Regions from separate parts of the Homo sapiens genome. Here region 2 is linked to region 1. The links are chromatin loops, found by intact Hi-C in ENCODE. Cell type or tissue: Calu3. All regions are shown on one strand. Each heading gives the region's core, and the rest is flanking DNA. Links, peaks and the distances in the headings are about the cores only.

Evidence for each region. A loop is a pair of places that touch in the nucleus more often than their neighbours do. Peaks named below come from ENCODE experiments on the same cell type or tissue, not always from the same donor. Only the 100,000 strongest peaks of a DNase experiment are listed, where the experiment ranks them.
Region 2: a loop joins it to region 1, with 2.7 times the contacts of the local background. A loop is called at or near these places in 8 of 110 quality-filtered maps.

Annotation. Positions count from the first base shown.
Region 1 is chr6:108,491,859-108,504,117 of GRCh38, forward strand. All of the region lies in intron 10 of AFG1L (AFG1 like ATPase), which reads left to right. It overlaps LOC124901370 (a long non-coding RNA gene), which reads right to left and starts at 6,583. Exons shown (of 3, transcript XR_007059698.1): 1 at 1-6,583. In Calu3, for the core only: a CTCF peak has its summit at 6,228; a DNase peak (open chromatin) is centred at 6,243.
Region 2 is chr6:108,169,695-108,181,953 of GRCh38, forward strand. NR2E1 (nuclear receptor subfamily 2 group E member 1) reads left to right here. Exons shown (of 9, transcript NM_003269.5): 2 at 1,764-1,909; 3 at 5,142-5,229; 4 at 6,809-7,044; 5 at 8,401-8,547; 6 at 10,629-10,725; 7 at 11,113-11,262; 8 at 11,852-11,957. Among named protein-coding and RNA genes, the nearest start is that of NR2E1, 9.8 kb to the left of the region's middle. RefSeq lists enhancers at 1-776, 6,693-7,428. In Calu3, for the core only: CTCF peaks have their summits at 5,936 (motif pointing right) and 6,138; DNase peaks (open chromatin) are centred at 5,997 and 6,297.

The DNA of each region.
Region 1 (12,259 bases), core at 4,253-9,252:
AAGCAACTCTTCAATATCCACTTCTTTTCCAGCTCTGATTAAGCTTTTCAAATATCCAAGCCTGAGAGAGTTCCATTTCTTTCCAATGGACTCTCACAAAGAAAGCAAAACAAACAAAAACAACAGCAAAAAGCAAAACAAAAGTAACAAAACCTCTGCATTTACAAGACTTTAACGTGTTCAGAAGTTACAGTTCTCAAATTTAAAATAACTTCTTAGCTATTCTAAAGCCTTTTCTCCTTTTTCATTTTGGGATCCTAAATATCTCTTTTTGTGCCACTTAGCTCTGATTTCCAAAGGAAAAAGTTAACACTGGTTCACCTTTCATGTCACATGCACATGCAAGACTGGTGTCAGAGAGTCTAGAACCTGACCTTGCACTATGCAGCTCATCTTTCCCATTTCTTCTGGGTAGATCTCAAAGCCAGACAAATGTACAAGTCTTTCCTCCCAAGGAGATGTAGCAAATACTGCCCTCTACTGAGGGTACAATCAGGATGGCTTGATTATGTTAATGATTAAGTACTGATTTCAATGATTATGGTAGAATAATGCTGGTACTAATTACTTCATCATTATTATATACTTTCTTATTAAAATCATTATATTCAGAAAGAGAATACAAAAGTGGTGGAAACATATTTCAGCCTTGGCCACATTCACTTATTATGTTCTGTAGTCTGGACAATCAGATATCACAGCACTATGTCTGAGGCATTCATGATAATGTTTAAACTTCCTTCTGTTTTGAACTAGCTAAGAAAATACCTTTTCCAGTGGGAAATTAGAAGGAGTTATTACAACATTATTTTAACAAAGGAGCTTGTGAAATAATTCTAGCAACAGTTGGGCTATTTTTCTTCCCCTTGCCAGTATTTTTTTTTTGTATCTACTGGATTGCTAATATTCAGAGTAATTTCACAGGACTAGCTATTAATGCAGTTACAATAAATTTTTTCTTTGTTCTTTATGACTTTAAAGGGTGAATTGTACATGTTTAACAGTACAGGATCATGTTAAAGTAAATGCCTTTTAACAAAAAGCTTCTCAAAAATATTAAACTAACCAATCAAATAATTATACACACACACACACACACAGAGAGAGACATACATTTGTAACGGCATGTTTTTAAAAAATGTTATATTATCTGTGTTCCTGGATCTGGAAAGTATGGGTTCTTTTATTAGGCTAAATGCTTACTGTAATGTACTATCCAGCTCACTTGTGCTGTTCCTGTTTTTCTAGAACAGGGTTTGCTTAGGATTGGCCTGAAGCTAAACAAATCTTAGCAAGGGAGCCGTGAGAATCAAAACCTAGTGATCCGAAGTGTTCCCACAGCATCTGATAAACTCCAAAGCTTAAACCTCTGGTTTCTTTAATTCAGAAACCTTAGATACTGTGAGAACTAGGAGGAGAGTCGAGCCAGGCTAAATCGTCTGGTGGTGAAGATAGCTTCCAGAACATGGTGAGCCAAGGTGTGTGAAGACCCATTTCCTCCAGCCTCACAAACCAAAGCAGCAGCCTTGTTCTTCACAGACTCCCTCTGCCTTCTGACTGCCCCTCACACTACAGTTAAGCTGAAAACTTAAGCTGAATAAAGAAGCTAGGCAAGACTTTCTAACTCTAGAAATATGGAGGGTCTTTCTGAGTGGGGGCTCTGAGCTACACTAGCTCATTTGCTGTTGTTAATTCTGTTGTACGGTCGAACCCAGTTTATCCCATTTCCAAAAGGAGCAACTTGACTTCTCCTAGATTTTAGATGTCTACCAAACAACAGATACCAGGTAATTAGCAAGGTATAGTCTGGTTCATTCAGTCCCAGGTGGTTAGTACAACCCATTCCACTAATTTTTACCATGTCGTGGATATGCTTTTGCAGTTGTTATGTATTGTCTTGGAGTTGTATTGATGCTTACATTTAGCGATGCTCATTAATGATGATGATGCTAATTAGGACGATTTCCTACTTCTTCATCTTCTTTTTCTTCTGTTTTTGAGACACAGTCTCACTGTCACTCAGGCTGGAGTGCAGTGGCATGATCTCAGCTCACTGCAACCTCCGCCCTTCAGGTTCAAGCGATTCTTGTACGTCAGCCTCCTGTGTAGCTACAGGCCTGTGCCACCATGCCTTGCTAATTTTTGTATTTTAGTAGAGATGGGGTTTTGTCATATTGGCCAGGCCAGTCTCGAGCTCAAGCAATCCGCCCGTCTCGGCCTCCCAAACTGCTGGGATTACAGGTGTGAGTCACCACACCTGGCGTCACATTTTCATTTTGGTTTTCTGTTTTTATGCCAATTGTTTCCATCCCCGCTCCCCCTGCTCCCCTGCCCCAGTGAGTCCAGCACGGTGCTTTTCACCTGGTAGATCTGATTCGATAGACCTGACTTGATGTGGCTTGTGTCTTGAGAAAATTGTCAGTTTCAGGATCCCCAGAATTAGACATCTCCAGAATTTGGAGATCTCTTTATTACATACACAAAGCTGGTCGAGTAGAGTAGAGGAGTGTACCCTCCTCTAGTTTGTCACATTGATTTTTTTGTTAAGTCATTGTTTCTACAAGCAAAATATGCCCCCCCCACCCCGCAAAAAAATACTGTATTAACCATTAAAAGGGGATGAGAATTTAGCAAAAATCTGGCAGATTTAGGTAGAACCAACCTCCTGCCATTGAGACTGTGTAAATCAAATGGCAAAACTTTCCCTCAGCACTCCAAAGAACACCCTGAGAAGCAGAATGTGTTAAGAATTGGTGATATTTTCTAGAATGGTGAGATATTTCCCAGCTGGGTGTTTGGACTTCATATTCGTGAGATTTCTCATATTGAGGTGCCATATGAATCTTGGGAAATTATTTACTCTGCAAATACACACATTTCAGTGCTCTGCTTTTCTTTCTTTTTTTCTTTTCTTTTCTTTTTTTTTTTTTCAGACAGAGTCTTGCTCTGTCACCCAGGCTGGAGTGCAGTGGTCCCATCTCAGCTCACTGCAACCTACGCCTCCCAGGTTCCAGTGATTCTCCTGCCTCAGCCTCCTGAGTAGCTAGGATTACAGGCGTGCACCACCCTGCCCAGCTAAATTTTTTTTGTATTTTTAGTAGAGATGGGGTTTCACCATGTTGGCCAGGCTGGTCTTCAACTCCTGACCTCAAGTGATCCACCCATCTCGGCCTCCCAAAGTGCTGGGATTACAAGCATGAGCCACCACACCCAGCCTTGTTTTTCTAATTATTATATTTATTATTTTGGAATCTGGCACATAAAAATAGTCTTAACATCAATTCGTGTGATATTTTCAGTTTGTTTTGAAAAGGATACATTCATCCTAATTCCATTCAAGCATTTTCTATTAAAAGGTACTTCTCTTTAAGATATGAAGTATTGTCATTGCCATGTAAATAAAGTAAGATACCACGCATGTTTGTTTAATGAACAGCTATCAGCGTATTCCTACAAAGGGTTTATAAGGAGGAGTCTATACAGATAAAGAGTAACCCTTAGGACCGTATAATCTAGATAGAGCTTGAAATCATAATCGTCCTACTTCAGCTGAAATAATGGTAGCAGAGCAGAGCATTAGTGAGGCAGAGGAAAAAGAAACTCCAGCTGACAGCTCATTTGGGTATACTGAAGTGGATCATTGTAGGGCAGAAGGTGGTCTGATGGTAATGCTCGTGCATTTCACATTGGTGTGGCATTGAGAAAATTCCCACTTCTGGCACCAGGGTCGATACCAAAGCAGACAACTGGACCATTTCACATATAGGAGAAAAAAGACAGCAAGCAAGCTCTTTATTTTTAAGTTTGTTAGAGAAACTGGGCTACATATAATCAAGCTGTATACTCTTGGTAATTAAGGAAAACAAATACTCTTTGCAAAGTCATTATAGATTTAAAGTTCTTTAAGTTTTCATCAGGTTTCCACAGAAACAAAGAGTTTGAAACAATAGTGGAGAATGCACAAACCATCGAGTAAGTGGATTTTAATTGTTCCTGTTAAGAAAATTATTCAGATAACCAGCCACATCAAAGACTATTAAACTTTTTAATTGCTCAGGTGGAAAGATGGAGAATGTCATCATTATCTATCATAAGAAGAATCAGCCTTAGATAATCCTACTTGAATTTTGAGTTAGAATAACATACTCAAGGATGCTACTAACTGAAGTGCCATTTAGTACTCAAAAGTAATCATATGCTTTAATTATTCATAGGGCACAATGCATGAATTCACAATACTAATTATGGTTTCAAAAAGTGTATTATGCTATGGTTTAGTTACATAGGAGGATCAACTAATGCAAAACAAAAGTATAAATATTTGCAACTGCCATAGATATACTGTGCATGTAATTTAGTTGTTTGTTAGTGTGGTCAAAGGAGTAGAGAAATGTCTTTTCCCTGTGTTTTGCAAAGTTCTTGTAGGATTTAATACAGTGCCTCATATTTATTAAGCATTCAATAGTTATAATTGATTTTGAAGACTTGGTGATAGTGTCTTTATTTATTCATTAATTGTGTGTTATGCAAAACTCTGTTCCCTAGTCTGTGCTAGGTGCTGGGGACACTGAGGTGAATAGAACTCCCTGTCTTGTACAATGACGTAAATGAGTGTGGCAACAGCAAATGTAAATGGCATTGTAGCTCCTCAAGGTCTTTAGTATATGCTTTGTGTTGAATATTTTACATATTCATGATGTATTGTAATATTAGGGAAGATGCAGGGGATGAAATAGCTGAAAAATAACGCACAGTAAATATACTTTGGAATTAATAAAAATCTTTAATGTTGTTTTTCTACATCATTATTTTGGTTTGACTCTTTTCTGTCATTATTTTGCTTCTTTCTCCTTTGGAAAATACTGACAAATCTAAAAAAAATGAAGATTATTAAACATACCTCTAAGTCTTTCACTCCAACCATTTAGAAATAACAAGTAACATTTTAAATATATTTACTTATGCTTTTTTCTGCATATATATTTTGAGCAAAACAAACATATAATTTTGCATTATGCTTTTTCACTTAGTTTTTTTTATCATGGCATGTTTCCATATCATAAAATATTTTTCATGGACACCATTATTTGTTGGCAACATATTATTTTATTACATCAATGTGCCTTAATTTATTGAACCATTCTTCTGTTATCAGATATTAAAGTTGCTTTTTGGTGACATAGTTATAATCTTATGTATAACCTTCGGTTGAATTTCTGATCACTTTCTCCTGATTGATTTCTAGAAGTGAAATGATGGGTGTAAGTTTATAACTTTTTTTTAGGGCTCTTACTACAACCCATCAAACTGTTTTCAGGAACAACTAAACTGATTTGCTCTTCCAGCAGCGATGGATGCTGCATTACATGTTTGCCGGCATCAAATTGCATAATTTATTTTTCTTTGCCAAATTGCTATTTGAAAAATGATATAACATTCTTATTTCTTTGAAATAAGAATTTCTTTATTACTACTGAGCTTGACTATTTTTTCATTTGTTTATTAGCCTCTTTTACTTACTATATTCTTTGCTCCATGAATTGTCTATTCAAATTCTATATTCATTTTTTTTCTGTTGCAATGCTGTTACAATTTTAGTTTTATTGTAGTCAATCCTTGTCTCACTTAATTCCTTTTTCATATCAGTTTGCTCTCTCCCTGCATTTCTCTGCTTGTATTTGATTGGGTCCATGTCTTGTATTCTAAAACGATACCACAAAATTTACCAACTTTTTCCTTCTAGTTCTTGTATACAGTAAATCATAAGTTTTATTTCTGGAAATAAGTTTTATATTACACCATAAAAATTCCAAAATTGATTATAAAAATAAATGAACATAAAATAAATGATGATATATGTGTTTAAATATACTTATCAATTATGCAAAACTAATTCTTAACTATAAAAGCTGGATCATATTTTTCTGCAGGGGCTGGACTTGCTAATGACTTAAAAGCTTTCACTAGTAAATCTCTGTAGCAAGTATAGTGTTTTCGTTAGCTCTTGCTGCATAATAAATCACCCCAAAATTCAATGACATAAACTGAGTAACAATAAGCATTTGTTATTACCCTCTAGTCTACAGGCTATGGGGGAGTTCTTTGGATCTCTGTTGGGTTCATATGTGCATCTGCAGTCAATTTGCTGCACTGGGCTAGGCTCTTCTCATCTGTGTGGGGCCAGCTGGCTGTATGCAGCCTAGGATGCTCTCTTGGCTTTTGTCCTTTTTGTGTTCTCTCCTCCTCCAGCAGGCTAGCCGAGGTATTGCAAAAGAGTGAACAGAAGCATGCAAAGCCTCTTGAGACCTAAGTTCAGAACTTGAAAACTGTGACTTTTGCTTCATTCTGTTGGCCGTGGTAAAGTTGAGCCATGGTAAAGAATAGACTCCACGTCACAATGCAAGAGCTGGAAAGTTGCAATCCAAAGGATATGGACAAGGAGGCAAGAACAATTGCAGCCATTACTATAATCAGATGACCCCTCACCCCACATAGGCCTTCTTCAATTCTCCAGTGGGTTTTAAATTATCATAATTTAGTTCTAGAGAATTTTTTAGTTAATCCAAGTAAACATCTTTAAATAACCCAAACATTTTTAAATAATGAATGCTTGGGAACAAAAGGGTGAGTGGCAACATTGTATTTAAATCAGTATTGGTCACAGTGATCAAGATCTCACACATCAAAAATGATATCCTTTATGTGATACACAGGGTTATGTAAGATGATTTGGCAGCATCGATATGTAGTTTGGTGAAAACATTCATTATATTTCTGTATATTATATAATCATGAGAAGAAAAATAAACTTACAAATATATTTTGAAATATATCGGCCAGGCACGGTGGTTCATGCCTGTAGTCCCAGCACTTTGGGAGGCTGAGGCAGGCAGATCACCTGAGATCAGGAGTTCAAGACCAGCCTGACCAACATGGTGAAACCCTGTCTCTACTAAAAATACAAAAATTAGACAGGCGTGTGGCATGCACCTGTAATCCCAGCTACTTGGAAAGCTGGGGCAGGAGAATCACTTGAACCCGGGAGGCAGAGACTGCAGTGAGCCAAGATTGCGCCACTGCACTCTAGCTTGGGTGACAGAGTGAGACTCTATTTCAAAAATATATATATACATGAAATATTGAATTTGAATAAAACTATCAAATAAAATGTTTTCAAATTTGTAATGAGAAACTTCCCTCCATAAATGTAACTTTTTTTTTTTTTTTTGAGACAGGTCCTTGCTCTGTCGCCCAGGCTGGAGTACAGTGGCGCCATCTTGGTTCACTGCAACCTCTGCCTCCTGCGTTCAAGCCATCCTCTCACCTCAGCCTCCCAAGTAGCTGGGACTACAGGCACGTGCCACTACATGTGGCTAAGTTTTGTATTATTTGTAGAGATGAGGTTTTGCCATGTTACCCAGGCTGGTCTCAAACTCCTGAGCTCAAGCAATCCACCAACCTCAGCCTCCCAAAGTGCTGGGATTACAGGTATAAGCCACCATGCCCAGCCCATAAACATAACTTTCTAAAAGTCAGTTTTGATACTTGAAATGGGATAAATGAAATTCCTGATTAAGACTTTTAAAATTTTAATCCAGGCCAGGCATGGTTGCTTATGCCTGTAATCCCAGTTCTTTGGGAGGCCAAGGTGTTTGGGATTGCTTGAGCCCAGCATTTTGAGACCAGCCTTGGCAGCATAGCAAGACCTCATCTCTACCAAAAAAAAAAAAAAAAAAAAAGCTGGGCTCCATTGGTAGGTGCAGCACACCTGTAGTTCTAGCTACTCAGGAGCTAAGGTGGGAGGATCACTTGAGCCCAGGAGGTCAAGGCTGCAGTGAGCTGAGATCACGCCACTGCACTCCAGTCTGGGCAAAAGAGCTAGAGCTAGATCCTGTCCCCATCACCCCCAAAAAAACCTGAAGAAAATTTGAAGAGGAATTTTTTTAAAAAAATAATAGATTCAGGGGGTACATGCACAGGTTTGTTACATGGGTGTATTGTATAATGCTGGGATTTGGGCTGCTAGGGTGCTTGTCATCTGAATAGTGAACATAGTGACCAATAGGTAATTTTTCTAACCCTTGCCCCCTTTTCTTGCTCCCTGCTTTTGGGGTCCCTAGTGTCTATTTTTTCATCTTTATGTCCATGTGTACCCATTGTTTAGCTCTCATTTACAAGTGAGAACATGCAGTATTTGGTTTTCTGTTTTTTTGTTAATTTGCTTAGGATAATGGCCTCCAGCTGCATCCATGTTGCTGCAAAGAACATGATTTCATTCTTTTTTATGGCTGTGTAGTATTCCATGGTGCGTGCGTGTGTGTGTGTGTGTGTGTGTGTGTGTGTGTGTGTGTGTACATATACGTATACCTGATCTCAGGTGATCTGCCTGCCTCGGCCTCCCAAAGTGCTGGGACTACAGGCATGAACCACCGTGCCCAGCCGATATATTTCAAAATATATTTGTAAGTTTATTTTTCTTCTCATGATTATATAATATACAGAAATATAATGAATGTTTTCACCAAACTACATATCGATGCTGCCAAATCATCTTATATAACCCTGTGTATCACACAAAGGATATCATTTTTGATGTGTGACATCTTGATCAATGTGACCAATACTGATATATATACATATATATTTACACACACACACACATACATTTTCTTTATCCAGTCCACCATTGATGGACACTTAGATTGCTTCCATGCCTTTGTTGTGAATAGTGCTATTATAAACGTGAATGCAGGTGTCTTTTTGATAAACGTGAGTGCAGGTGTCTTTTGCACTACCCTTTGGGTAGATACCCAGTAGTGGGATTGCTGGGTTGAATAGTAGTTCTATTTTTAGTTCTTTGAGAAATCTCCATACTGTTTCCATGGGGGTTGAACTAATTTGCATTCCCACCAACAGTGTATAAGCATTCCCTTTTCTCCACATTCCTCACCCACATCTGCTATTTTTTGGCTTTTTAGTAATAGTCATTCTGACTTGTGTGAGATGATAGCTCATTGTGGTTTTAATTTGCATTTCTCTGATGATTAATGATGTTGGGCATTTTTTCCTATCTTTGTTGACCACTTGTATTTCTTGTTTTAAGAGGTGTCTGTGCATGTTTTTTGCCCACTTTGAAGATAATTTTTTTTTTTTGAGACGGAGTCTTGCTCTGTCGCCCAGGCTGGAGTGCAACGGTGTGATCTCCGCTCACCGCAACCTCTGCCTCCTGGGTTCAAGCAATTCTCCTACCTCAGCCTCCCAAGTAGCTGAAATTACAGGCACGCACCACCATGCCTGGCTAATACTTTGTATTTTTAGCAGAGATGGGGTTTCACCATGTTGGCCAGGCTGGTCTTGAACTCCTGACCCCATGATCCGCCTGCCTTGGCCTCCCAAAGTGCTGGGATTACAGGCGTGAGCCACCGCACCTGGCCGAAGAGAAATTTTTGATAGTTACCATCTATGTGAACAAGAATCCTCATTCATACAAGGAGACATTAAGAAGTTTTGTATTTTCAGTAATGGTTGACTCTCTGTAATTTGCACCACATTTTTTGTTAGGGCAATGAAGGAAGCTAGATGAAATTAGTAGTAGGATAGGCTAACTGCTGCAACAAATAACCCCCAAATTAGAGGATTAATAAACAAACATGTATTTCTTGATCATATTACTGTCCAATGCAGGCTGACAAGGAAATGTAGCTCCATGCAGTCCTTCATGGACTCAGACTTCATCTCTCCTTTAAGTCCTTAGAGTCCTCTCTATTCACCTGCAGATGAGGAAAAGAAGGAAGATTCTGTGTAGAGTGTTTTTATGGGCTAGACCTTGAAGTGATCATATTACTGTCTCTCTCACTCCCTGGTCTGAACTTGATCACACAGCCACACTTAAATCTAAGGGAGGCTGGGCAATAATACAGGCATACCTTGGAGATATTGCTGGCTTGGTTCCAGGCCACTGGAACCGATGAGTCGCAGGAATTTTTTTGTTTCCCGGTACATATAAAAGTTATGTTTATACTGTAGTCTATTAAGTGTGCAATAGCATTATGTCAAAAAAATACATACTTTAATTTAAAAATGCTTTATTACTAAAAAATGCTAACAACTATTTGAGCCTTCAGTGAGTTGTAGTGTTTTTACTGTTATAGGCTTTTCTTGCCTCAATGTTTTGTTTCTTTTTACCCAGACAGAGTCTCACTCTGTTGCCCAGGTTGGAGTGCAGTGGCGTGATCTCGGCTCACTGCAACCTCTGCCTCCCAGGTTCAAGCGATTCTCTTGGCTCAGCCTCCTGAGTAGCTGAGATTACAGGTGCAGCCACCATGCCTGGTTTTGCTTTTTGTTTGTTTGTTTGTTTGTTTTTTGAGTTGGAGTTTTGCTCTTGTTGCCGAGGCTGGAGTGCAATGGCGTGATCTCGGCTCACTGTAACCTCTGCCTCCTGGGTTTAAGTGATTCTGCTGCCTCAGCCTCCTGAGTAGCTGGGATTACAGACATGTGCCAGCATGCCTGGCTAATTTTGTATTTTTAGTAGAGATGGTGTTTCTCCATGTTGGTCAGGCTGGTCTCGAACTCCCTGCCTCAGGTGATCCACTCGCTTCGGCCTCCCAAAGTGCTGAGATTACAGGCATGAGCCACCGTGCCTGGCCTGGTTTTGTATTTTTAGTAGAGACAGGGTTTCCCCATGTTGGCCAGGCTGGTCTTGAACTCCTGACCTCAAGTGATCCGCCCACCTCGGCCTCCCAAAGTGCTGGGATTATAGGCATGAACCACCATACCCAACCTCTTGCCTCAATGTTGATGACTGTTGACTGATCACGGTGGTGATTGCTGAAGGTTAGGATGACTGACAATTTCTTAAAATAAGACAATGAACTTTGCTGTACAATGGACTCTTGCTTTCACAAAAGATTTCTTTCTAGCAAGTGATGCTATTTGATAGCATTTACTCACAGCAGAACTTCTTTTGAAATTGGAGTCAGTCCTCTCAACCCCTGCCACTGCTTTAACAACTAAGTTTATGTAATAGTCTAAATCCTTTGTTGTCATTTCAACAGTGTTCACACCATCTTCACCAGGAGTAGATTCCATCTCAAGAAACCACTTTCTTTCTCATCCATAAGAAGCAACTCCTTATCAGTTCAAGTTTGATCATGAGATTGCAGCAATTCAGCCATATCTTCAGGCTCCACTTCTAATTCTAGTTCTCTTGCCATATCTCTCTACCACATCTGCAGTTACTTCCTCTTGAACCTCTCCAAGTCATCCATGAGGGTTGGAATCCTCTTCTTCTAAACTCCTGTTAATGTTGATATTTCGACCTTCTCCCCATGAAGCACTAATGTTCTTCATGGTATCTAGAATGATAAATCATTTCCGGAAAGTTTTCAATTAACTTAGCCCAGATCCATCACAGGAATCGCTATATGTGGCAGCTATGGCCTTCCAAAATGTATTTCTTAAATAATTAGACTTGAAAGTCAAAATTACTTCTTGATCCATGGGCTGCAGAATGGATGTTGTGTTAACAGTCATGAAAACAACATTCATCTCTTTGTACAGTTCCACCAGAGCTCTTGGGTGACCGAGTGCATTGTCAATGAGCAGTAATCTTTTGAAAGAAGTCTTTTTTTCTGAGCAGTAGCTCTTAAAGGGGGCTTAAAATACGTAGTAAACCATGCTATAAAAAGATGTGCTGTCATCCAGGCTTTGTTGTTCCATTTTTAGGGCACAGGCAGAGTAGATTTAGCATCATTCTTAAGGGCTCTAGGATTTTCAGAATGGTAAATGAGCATTGGCTTCAACTTAAAGTCACCAGCTGCATTAGCCCCTAGCAAGAGAGTCAGTCTATCCTTTTGAAGCTTTGAAGCCAGGCATTGACTTCCCTCTAGCTATGAAAGTCACAGAGGGCATCTTCTTTCGATTCATCTGCATTGAAAATCTGTTGTTTAGTGTAGCCACCTTCATAAATGATCTTAACTAGATCTTGCTGCAGCTTCTACATCAGCACTTGCTGTTTCACCTTGAACTTTCGTTATGGAGATGGCTTCTTTTCTTAAACCTCATGAACCAACCTCTGCTGGTTTCCGATTTTTCTTCTGCAGCTTCCTCACCTCTTTCAATCTTCATGTAATTGAAGAGAGTCAGGGCCTTGCTCTGTGTTAGGCTTTGCCTTAGGGAAGCATTGTGGCTGGTCTGATCTTCTATCTAGACCACTCAGACTTTCTCCAAATCAACAATAATGCTTTTTTACTTTCTTATA
Region 2 (12,259 bases), core at 3,798-8,797, 320 kb before region 1:
GGAGTGGAGGACAAGACCCGCTGTGCCCTTGCCTGGCCCTCTCCAGCCCCTCCCTCCCACAGCACAATCTCCCCTCCCGCCCTGTGGGAGGGGGGCGCCGAGCCGGTGGCCGCCGCGCCGCGCGCCTCCCCTGCCCGCCTTTGTCGCCGTCCGAATTCCCATGCTACTCTTTTTGACGGGTCACTGGTGGCTCTATAGGCAGGTGCTGCCGCGGGGTTGTAATTACCCGGCCGAGCCTGGTCGTTACCGAACACCCCCTCACCCCCAAGCACGGTCCCCCGCGCTCTCCTTCCCCCACCCCCTCCACCTGAGACGAGTCTGGGACCCACGGTGCAAGCTCGCCCGGACGCCTCGGGTTCCAGGAGCAAGTTTACACCTGCGGTGCCTCGAGGCCCTCCCCGCGCCACGCCCTCACCTCCCCTACTCCCCTCGCCCAGACGTTCCACTGCCGCCCCTTCCCACCTCAATCCCATCGTAGTCCCCAACCCAAGCGCTTTCGGCAGCAGCTGTCGAATTTCAGGGAGGCCTGAGGCCGCTGGGGCCCAAACTGGAGGCCTTCGGATAGGTAGAAGAAGAGAAAAGCAAGTGTTAATAAGTCAATTGTTATCAACTATTGTTATTTTTAAAATTAAAGTGTTAATTAAGTTAACAGTTTAATACTCCCTTTGTTTTGCGGGAGGAAGCATTTCTAAGTCCCTATAAACCGCTTCAGGCACTTGTTGGACTCTTGAACCTTAGAGGAAAAGAATCCCTCCCTTTCTAAACGGCCAAATATTACCCTCTCCCTGACACTCCTCCAGGGTCGGTGGCCACCCCAGGCTTGAGGGGATTCCAGGGAAAGTTCTCTTGAGGTGGGGTCCATGGGGGGTGGGGGGATACAGCCTAGAGAAATCAGTCAGATTCTTAATTTAAAAAAAAATCAGGCTCAAAGAGCACTGGAAAAAACCGGGAGGAAGAGATCCACACAGGACCAAGTGTGTGGAGGCCAGTCTTCTAGGGAGAAAGGGCTTAGGAAATGGAGGGAGCCTGTCCCAAGCTAACCCGACAGGGAACCGACAACTTGCGTCGCTCCCCTCTCCCTTGCCTAGTCCCGAACCACTTTGCGGAGAAAATAATTTTTTCCTAAAAGAAATAATTTCTCTAAAGCGACTCACCAAGCATTTTTTAAATAGGTAAAGCGAAAGTTGGCCAATTACCACTACCCTTATTATCATTAATAATCCAAGTATTAGCATTACAATAATAATCCTAATAATAACACCGCCCGGCGGAGCTCAGAGAAAACTCGATTGCCTTCCAGCTGCCATCCCTGGTTCCAGCCGTGTTTGTTTTTCTTCTTTTCCCTTTTACATTTCAAGTTTGTCTCCTCGCGCGCTCACTAACAACTTTCTCTGTTAAATGCAAAAGCGAAGGAGGGAGGCGGCCAAACTTTCCGCGGAGCAGAAAGGCAGTGGAGGGCCGCACTGCCGCCCGGGCCTGCTGTCATCTTTTATTCCAAAATGGGTCTCGGCGATTAGAAGAGAACCAAATACATGTAGCGGTGCATGAATAATGCTCATTGTAGGAAACTGACACTTGCTCAAGGAAAAAAAGTTTGGGTATAAAATCACTTCATTATTTGCTTTTACCGCAGCTTCGGTGCTAATCCCTTCAGAGGTCAGATTGCTTAGCATCTCTCTCTCCCTCTCCCCTTTTCTCCCTCTTCTCCGCCCTCCTTTCCCTCTCGCCCCTTCCCCCCTTCCCCGTCTTTCCTGCGATTTCAGGCCGCATTTTAGATATCCCCTGCAAAGTGTGTGGCGACCGCAGCTCGGGGAAGCACTACGGGGTCTACGCCTGCGACGGCTGCTCAGGTTTTTTCAAACGGAGCATCCGAAGGAATAGGACCTATGTCTGCAAATCTGGAAACCAGGTACCTTAGCCAGGGCTGCACTGCTGGGCTCCGCTCTGCTGCCTCCTCACTCTTTTGTTTGTGCCAAGGCCTCCTCTGAGTTTCCACGCAGTTGAGGAGAGACCCGGCCCTGACCTCTCCCTTCCTCTCCCCTCCTTCTTGCCTCAACTCTTGGAGGCCCTTTGGCTGGGGAAAGGCGGGAAGAGGTAAGGGAAGATATGAGTTTACAGGAGGGAGTCTGAAGTCCTAGAGCCTCCCTACACTTTTTTAAATTATTATTATTCTGAAAGATTTTGACACTGGGTAAGGCCCACACCCTGTGGCTCTAAAGCCGGCCCAAGGGACCTAAAGAATTTAGCATCTAAACCACAAGTAGCAAGCAGGAGAAAGAGCTTTGTTATTGTGCCTGCCCACCCCACACTCACTCCTAGCAGCATCAAGCTCAGTCCCCTGATCACTTGCCTGGGATGCAGAAGTAAGCGGCACACAGACATCTGAGTCAAGGTCACCACCACCTTTAGCTGAGACCACCAAGTGAGTGCTAGCCACTTGGAAGAGAGGCCGTGCTTTCTGAAGGGTTGTGCATTTTCAACTCTGGAGAAGCAGGGCTGCTCTGGAAGTGGGCAGTGGGAATCCAGCACCCATGTGACCTTAGCTATGCCTTGTCAGAAAAGGGCAGGGTGAGGAAGAAGAGAAGATTCAAAAGGAAGGTGCAACTGGGACCCTCCTCAAGCTTCCATATCCCTGTCCTCCTTCTCTGCTTAGAATTTGGGCCCAGTCGGTTGTTTTGGTCTTGAGTAGGCAGAACTGTCTCAAAGAGACAGAGGAATCTGGCATGGGCTGAATATGAGCCAAAGCTTCTAGAAAGAGTGAGCAGAACCTCTTGACTCAGTTTCCAGCTCAATAATAGGCTGATTTTAACTAAGGAGATCAACCTTCTGGTCCTACACTTTGCCCTCTCCTTATCAGCGACTCAGACCCTCAGTACAGAGTCCTCCATTTCACTTGTGGAAAGATCCCTGAGGGTGCATTAGTCAGCAGTCATCCTTTGGTAACAAAATAGTAAAACACTTTTCACTAATTGATATATATAGGGTACATGTATACACATGCATATATTGTCTGCTGCTAGTGAATTGTTCTGACATCTTTTTCTGAAGTCATGTCTGCTCATATTGTTTTCTAATAGTTTTGGATTAACCACAAAAACAGAAGATATTTGCATTGAGATAAATTTTGAGCTCTCTAGCCCTGTTACCTGTTTAATTGGCTACTGTATCAGTTTCTAGCTTCACCATATGGACACATCACATTTTACACGCATAGGACTGTATCCCAATAACTCCACAGGATTGTGCGATTACTGCGGGTTGTCAGATTTGAACCAACTTCTACTTAGATTGTCTTTTGCTTTTATGCAGTGAACAGAATTGGAAAATCAAGATCTCTGATGTTGTGCTTGATCTTTTAGAAGGGGATGGCTATCAATTCAAGCATATTGATATCAGTCCAAGTGCTTGTAAAGGACTGATAATAGACTCATCAGGCCTGGTGTTCTTCTTGCAAGGAGAGTAAATGATCAGAGCTGAGGCGTTTATCCTTCTCTCTGGCGCTAGATATTTATATACATTTGATCTGATTTGAAGACACACTTAAGAACTTATGAAGGTTTCCATTTTGCATTTGCATACTTATAAGAATACTGGAAAGATACCATCTGAGGATAGATATATAATTACATTTAATAACAAGTTTTAAAAAACCTGTTTACAATGAACTATTACATTGGCCAGCAAAGATGCCCTAAATAATTCACTTTGGACCCAAAAATTATCTCCTTTCTCTCTTATTCTAGGATTAAATTATATTCCAATTTATTATTAACAGTAATGAGGACATTTAGAAATGGATATGAACATCTGTCCCACCTTTATTTTAAATAAATCATCATAATTTAAATTGGAGAAGTGTGAACTCATAAAACTGCATTCGAATGTGTAATTTTCCCCTAAAGGGCTTCAGGGGGAAGAAAAACATACTTACTCCAACTCCAGAGTATATGAATTTTTGAGATTATGAAGCAAAATAAAAATACATTTATTATCTTTCTTCTCACTACAAATCTAACAGTAGCAACTTCTATAAATATAGGAGAGCACACAATGTCTTAAATATTTTCTGTGTATAAAACTCATGCACATGACTCTTTATGTATCTATGCATATGTCCCCTCGGTAATGACATCTAACACTGAATAAATTCCAAAGGAAACTTTATCTGTAGATTTCCTCTTTCAATGGCTAATGTTTTTACAGAAAATTGCATTAGGTAAACATCTAATTTCTCATGCATCTCAGATAAATATTTCTAAAGAAGTGACTACCTTTATTTTTTCAGTTACTATGCTAACAGTCTGAGCCCATATTATCATTTAGTCTGACAGTCCATCACATTACCTTCCTGGTCCTGTTTACATGGTGAGCATTTCTATATTTTGCTCAAGACTTGAGCTCTTCCTTTTTCACCCTCATCTTCTCTAGGCCTTGCCCTCCTAAACTCTCACCTTCCAGGAAGGGCTGTGTTTCTATGCACCTGGGCCGAGGCTAGTCTTTAAGGCAACTCTCAACTTGCTGATAATAAGGTTGGCTTCATACAAAAGCAAAAGTGAGGTAATAGGAGAGTGAAGAATAAATGGGAGAGATTTATCTGATAGATAAACGGGCTCTCCCAGAAAGTGGCAGAAAGAGGTAGACTCAAGTACTGAAAGCAGAAAGAATCGTTGGTGGGAGGGCGGTATGGTGTGAATCCTGACCCAAAAGCCAGCTCTTAACGGAAGGAACTTAGTGGCCTCTTTCTCTGGGGCCAAGTCGCTGTCTTCGGTCCTGAAGTCTCGTCCCTGTTCCACCACTCCGCGACTGGCGGAAGTTCCCCTAGCGAGAGCCCCGCAGGCCTGCGGGGTCTGCCAAACCCGGCTCTCTAAGCTTCACCTGCTTGGAGAAGGACGTTTCCCCCTTGTCCGCTTTCTTGGGGTCCGGGACTGGCCCTCTTGAAGTAGCCTGGGACGTCCCAGCCCCTTCTCGATCTGGCCCTGCTCATGCCCAAGGCCCTCGCGTTTTGCAGGCCCAGGCTCGGGGCTCCAGGGCCTGCGGCCGGGCAAGGTCGCGCCTCCACACCGTTTCCCCGCCCGGGTGCCGGCTCCGGGTCTCCAGCCTAAAGGCCCTGGGGACCGCTGACCTCCTGCTCTCTGTTCCAGGGAGGCTGTCCGGTGGACAAGACGCACAGAAACCAGTGCAGGGCGTGTCGGCTGAAGAAGTGTTTGGAAGTCAACATGAACAAAGACGGTAATCAGTGCATCCCTTTATTCCAATGTTGATTGAGTAGTAAGTAAATTATATGTACAGAAAATACATGGCACTCCTATGCATGTAAATCAACCCCGGAGCGCTTCTTTCCAGATGCTGGGAATTGGCCTCGGGCTTTCAGTCGTATCCTTCCCGTCTTTCAGCAGGAGCCGCTGGCGACCCCTAGAATTCCCCAGGGCAAGACCCATGCCCACATCAGGAACTTGCGCCCCACAGTCATCTCCACACAGGCAGCGCTTGGGGGGACCCCACTCTCCAGGGGACCGGCGCGCATTTTCTGCCTCCGGTCCTAATCCCTCTTTGCAGCCCTTCGTGGCCACCCTTAAGCCTGCTAGCCTGCCCCAGGATCTTAAAATCTGGATAGTCTCACGGGGAGGAGATCATACAGGCTGGAAGTTCGCGGTGTGTTGAAAAAGGGAGGGCAGAGACGCGAAAACGCGGAATTTCCAGCCCGTGTGCAAATTCTCCAAGATGCCAAAATCAGTACGGCCATTGGGCCGATGTGAGTCCAGGGCCTTCTCTCTGTTCTACAGAAAAGAGGGAAAGGGGGCTGGAGAGGCAGGGTAACGCCCGTGGGTGCCTCGGACACCCAGCTCTCCCAAGGCTCTTAAGCGCGCAACAGCAAGAACCAGGACGTCAGAGTGCTTCCTGGGCCTGGAGCACGGTCCGAGCTGCGTCCCCCGCTGCAGCCTGTCGAGGGCGCCCCAGGCCCAGGCAGGGGGCGAGGGTAATGGGCTGGAGGACACCGTGGGGCCTGGGAACAGGGTGCGAGTGGGTTTTGCTGTGAGGCGGCCCGGGCCGGGTGGCAGCTCCAGGAGGAGAGAGAGCCCCTTCCTCTGCGGCGCAGGAAGCCGGAGGGAGCGTCCAACCTGTTGAACTTGTGTATTGACAAGTTGTCAAGCTCGGCAGGCCGAAGATTGCCCTGAATTAATTTGTTTGTTTAAACTGTTGGTGGTAATTGTCACATCTCCCCTGCCTTTCTCCAGCATACTCGGAGACGGGTTCTCCCTCGTTCCATTCCCTAGCAATCCCGGGGCTCGGGTCCTTTCCTCCTGCGGCCCTCGGAGGCCAAAAGCTATTTCTGTGGGGGCGGGGCCTGCGGGTAGGGAGGCTTGTTCTTGGACGGAGCTGGAAAAGTCTGCGCAGAAACGAGGTGTCTGGCGTGCGCGACGCTCCCTCTCTTTTGGATGGGGGCGAGGATACCTGGCTACTCCAGCCCAGAGGGTCTCTGGTTTCCCTGCGAACCCCCTTCCCTGGTGGGGAGGAGCCCTGGACCGAAGGAGAACACACCTGGTCTTACTTGAGGCTCTGCCATTATCGTGGCACTTTGAGCACGGGCCCCTCTTCTAAGCCTCAGCTTCCGAATCTATTCAGTGTAGTGGTTAGACGATCTCAGAATCCCTTCCTCCCTCAGATTCCCTCTCCCTTCTTCTTTTCACCTCTTGGGCGATTTTGCCCGCCCAGACTTGACATTGGGGCGGGGCTGGGGGGAGAGCCGCAGCGGCTGTGTCTCGACGTCTCTAATCGCCGGCATGCGTTTCTCTGTTTGCCTCTGCAGCCGTGCAGCACGAGCGGGGGCCTCGGACGTCCACCATCCGCAAGCAAGTGGCCCTCTACTTCCGTGGACACAAGGAGGAGAACGGGGCCGCCGCGCACTTTCCCTCGGCGGCGCTCCCTGCGCCGGCCTTCTTCACCGCGGTCACGCAGCTGGAGCCGCACGGCCTGGAGCTGGCCGCGGTGTCCACCACTCCAGAGCGGCAGACCCTCGTGAGCCTGGCTCAGCCCACGCCCAAGGTCAGCGGCCTTGCTGGGCCCAAAGAGACTCGTGCCAGCGAATGGAGAGGGACGCACCCAGTTCTTCTGAGCTGTGTGATTGGGGTCAGGCAAACTGGGGAGAGAACTCCAGGGTGCTTGGCGGGTCTCTGCATGGAGCTCCAGCCCTTCTGCTCTCCCTTGTTCAGCCAGGGGTGCTCAAACTTGAGTGTACAGTAGAGTCAACCTCCGAGTGGCTACAAGTGTGCACTCCGGATCTTATCCCCCCAGAAATTTCATTTCAGCAAGTTTGGGGTGGAGGCCAGGAACCTGCACCTTTAGGAAACACCCACTGGTAATGGGTGGTGGGTGGAGACCTCGTCTAAACCCAGAGGGCAGCCTCAGGTGTTCCTAAAGACCAGAAGAACCAACGTTCATTTTTAGAGGAGAGGAATTGGCTACAGCTGGAGGAAGGGCTCCAGAATTCCAAATCTTGGCATGTATGATCTTGGGCAAAGCCATGAGTTTCTAACGCAAGTGCGAAATGTGGAGATCACACTGTTAGAACAGTTTGAGGAATCTGAGTTCATTTCCCATGCTCCCCTCACCTACTTCTGAGGCAGGTGGATTTACAGCAGGGTTGATTCCATAGGAGCAGGGCCACAGCCTGAACCACCTGGAAAGGCTGCCACCTAAGGCCTACCCTCCAGGCCTACAGCTGATACCTACTAACACCCCCACTCCAGGCTGATGAGGGCCTAGGATCTCCCTCAGAGGAGGGCCAGCTGCAGCCCCACACTGCAGGGAAGCCAGACACCTGGGCACATGCACACGCACAATATTTAATATGGCTTTCTTACCCTTGATGTGTATAATAAGCTCTGGAAAGTAGTGTTATGAATATGTTGTCAGTTATGAATGGGAATGCTCTGTGAATGATTAAGATGTCTAATTGAAATATTTCCATAATATACTAATCCTTTCTAAAAATACTCATATGCATATTTGTGTTTGGGATGCCTATTAATTTATACTTTTTCACATCTATTTTTATTTACACAAATGCAAGCAGCTCTTGTCTAAATTGGGAGCCAGGCTTGGCACTTGGCTCAGCCCAAGGAAAATTTGCTGCAGGGGATAGAAAAGCCAGAGGGCCTTCTGGAAGGGAGAGGCTCCCAAAGAGTGGAAATGGACCTCCCCCAACCAGTATTACTTTTCAAACTCTATAGACAGCGATGTTTGATTTTTTTACCCACCAATGTCAACTGCATGTTTAAACAAAACATCCAAATTCTTTTTTATCCCCTTCCTTGCTTTAATTAGAAATTAAAAGTTTGGTTCTTCTTGCAAAGCTGTGGTTTCCTCACTTCCAGGTGTCTTTCTTTCTTCCCTACCCAGTACCCCCATGAAGTGAATGGGACCCCAATGTATCTCTATGAAGTGGCCACGGAGTCGGTGTGTGAATCAGCTGCCAGACTTCTCTTCATGAGCATCAAGTGGGCTAAGAGTGTGCCAGCCTTCTCCACGCTGTCTTTGCAAGACCAGGTATGACCACACTGAGGCCTTGGGAGAAAGAGAGCTGGGAAAGAAGCAGTAGCACTCAGCCTTATAAAACTTCCTCTATCCCTGGGTAAACCACCCAAGGCAGGCATCCATTCTTAATAGCAGTGAGGAAACTACTTGTTTTTACTTGCTTCTTCCTGTGGGTTCAAAATATCTACCTATATGATCCTTAGTAAGAAACGTAATTACATTATTTCAGAAAGGATGGGTCCAGTCTGTGAAAACACACATACAAGAACATTACCTCTTTTTGTTTGATTGGAACAGCAAATATAATCTCAAATTTTAAAATTGTAATGATTTTCTAAAACTGTTGATGAAACAATGTTTTACTAAGAACATTGGAACTGAGAGAAGTAGAAGGTGGTAAGAGTATGCCCTCATGAGATTTTTCAGAACTGATGTTATTATTTTATATTCCCAGCTTTATATTCTCCATTGCGATGCTCCCAGTTTTGGTCATTAATTGATAAGCATGTAAAACCAAAGGGCACAGTGCACACCTCCTGTAGGCTAGGTTCTTCCTTGATTCTTCATGTACTTTTAGACATTTTGTAAACAAATAGGCATTTTGCTTAATTCCGTGGTTGTAAATGACATTCAGGGGAAGAAAAAGTGTGTGCAGTGAAACATTGTATTGTACTGAGACCCAGAAATTTTGTTGATAGGAATATTAGAAATGCTAACATTTTTCTAACCTTAAAGGAAAGAAAGAAAATAAAGTGTTCCCAACCATTGGCTGTTACCAGTGCATTCACAGGAATTAATGACAAATTTTCCAAAGGCTAATAAGTAGTTCTAAAAGCAAAGGATTTATTTCTTCAATTCATTTCATACCTAATTAAAGCATAATAGTGCCCCTTTATATGAAGTATGTTTCCTACGGAAAGATCGGGCAATGTGCTAAAAGCATTTCATTTTCTAGCATGAGATGTTCTTGTTTTCATGGCCTGCCCTTTCAAATATGGCCAGAATTAAATATTGTTTACCTTGCATTTTATAATTATTTCCTGTACTTGATGGAATAAAACTAAAAATAAAACATTAAAAAAATTAAACCCTTTGGTCTAATTGTGATTTTGGTTACAAGCCTTCATGATTCAGCTCTTAGCTCCCAAAAGAAATCCTTTTACATAAATCATTTAGAGTTGACTGGCTTTTGAGTTTTGAGATTTTTAAAGGTAGTTAGGTCCTATCTTTGACCAGGTTTACTGGTTAGCTCTAACCACTTCCTGTGTGTGTGTGTGTGTGTGTGTGTGTGTGTGTGTGTGTGTAGACTGGCTATTTTTTTTCAAAATAAGTATTTGTATACTCTCACCCAAACAAAATTTACTTACTGTCTGCCACTTAGCCCTTTGGTAGAAATCCTTCGACAACAAGCAACCTGCAGTGAAGTGGAATCTGGTATATTAATTTGGAAAAAGAGACAGATTTTCATTTTAAATATTCAGTAGCACATTTTATTAGAATAAAAATGACAAGCACCTTGATGCTGTCCATTTATGGGTCTCAGAAAAATCAAGCAGTGAGACGAGGAAAACTCAGCAAAACCCGATTAACATAATTACACCCTGATTTCCCCCAGTGCCTCTTGGGAATTAGTGATCTCTGTCTCTCTCCCAGCCCAGCCCCCTCAACCCTCCAGGAAGATGGGGACCCAGCTCTGCAAGCGTCTGAGGAATCCTCAACCCTGCTAATAGCAGCATTCTCTGTGAGGGGAATCCACCTGCTGAGCTGCTGGCATTTCATAAAGCCTCGCTCTCTAGAGGAGCTTCTAGGTGGTCAGGAATGGGTGGATACAAGGACAAGAGGGGCAAATCCTTTTCTGAGAGAAGGAAACTTTGGAGAATTGGAATGGCTGACTCTCAAATCCATATGCATATCTATAGGCACCTTTTCAAAAGGAAAATATGGGAAAATAAGGGAAAGCTAGAATATTCAGAAAAAATTACCAAGACAGGCATTTAAAACACTTTTTAAAATAATGGAAATTTACATAGTGAAATTGTTTATAAATTTATAAATTACACACTATATTATATTATACATCTATTGTATGACAGCTGATGCTTTTGGAAGATGCTTGGAGAGAACTGTTTGTTCTAGGAATAGCACAATGGGCCATTCCGGTTGATGCTAACACTCTACTGGCTGTATCTGGTAAGAATTGCACAATTTAATGACTTTGTTGTAGAAATTACCATAAAAATACATTACTGAAAAAAGAACAACATGTAAAGAATAACAAATTCCTGCTGAACAATAGAGTATACCTGTCATTTATAAATCTATATTTAAATGCAAATAATGTTGTTTTGTTGTATTCATGACTGCTTGCATTGTTATTTAAATGCAAATTACTGTGTTTGTTATCATCCAAGAGAAGATTTTATATTAACTTTCATACAATATAGCCGGTTTACATGGAATCAGATATCTTAGAGTGACAATTGAATAGATATTGATATGCAGGATTTTGTCAAAAATCAATATTAAATCATGAAAATGCCTTCATATTAGAGTATTTATCCCATATTTTTATTCTAGGCATGAACGGTGACAACACAGATTCCCAGAAGCTGAACAAGATCATATCTGAAATACAGGCTTTACAAGAGGTGGTGGCTCGATTTAGACAACTCCGGTTAGATGCTACTGAATTTGCCTGTCTAAAATGCATCGTCACTTTCAAAGCCGGTAAGCAGACACAGACCCCTGTTTCTTCTCCTTCCCCAGTTTTGCCACCTCACTAATTCAGCCACCTCGAAGTCTGAACTGACCTTTGCAAAAAGAGGTGATGGTTTTCAAGGGAGCTGATACTCTTAATCTGGCCCCATTTTTTATTGCTATGGGAACCTGCATGTTCTGCTGGGCATCAACTTCCAGAGAGGTGCATTCCCAGACCCAATTTCTTTTTTTCTTTCTTTTTTTTTATTTTTTAAATTTTTGTGGAGATGGTGTCTTGCTCTTGTCACCCAGGCTGGAGTCCAATGGCACCATCTCAGCTCACTGCAACCTCTGCCTCCTGGGTTTAAGCAATTCTCCTGCCTCAGCCTCCCAAGTAGCTGGGATTACAGACACATGCCACCATGCCTGGCTAATTTTTGTATTTTTAGTAGAAACAGGGTTTCACCATGTTGGCCAGGTTGGTCTCGAACTGCTGACCTCAAGTGATCCGCCTGCCTCGGCCTCCCAAAGTGCTGGGATTACAGGCGTGAGCACTGCGCTCGGCTCCCAGATGCAATTTCTATGCTGTCTATCACAGTTTCCTGGTCTTCATTTCTAGTTCCTACACATAGTGGTTCTGAACTGAGAAGTTTCCGGAATGCTGCCGCCATTGCAGCCCTTCAAGATGAGGCTCAGCTAACGCTCAACAGCTACATCCATACCAGGTGACCCTTGTTTGCCTTGAACATGTACTTAAGAAAATTGCCTCCATTGTGAATGCCTGAGCAGGCGGTAATAAGCCAGTTCAAACATTGTGACTAATTATCTTGTTGCCAGCCAGTTAATTTAGGGAGAATCCATGTCCTTACCTATCTCTCAGGGTGGGTGAGAGGAGCAAATCTAATTAGATGATCAAAGTGAAAGCACTGCCAGACATATTACAGTTGTCCTGGCGGAACAAATTGATCCATCAAAATAATGGAACAACATTTGTGTGAATGGGTATGGAGGGGTCAAAAATGAAGCC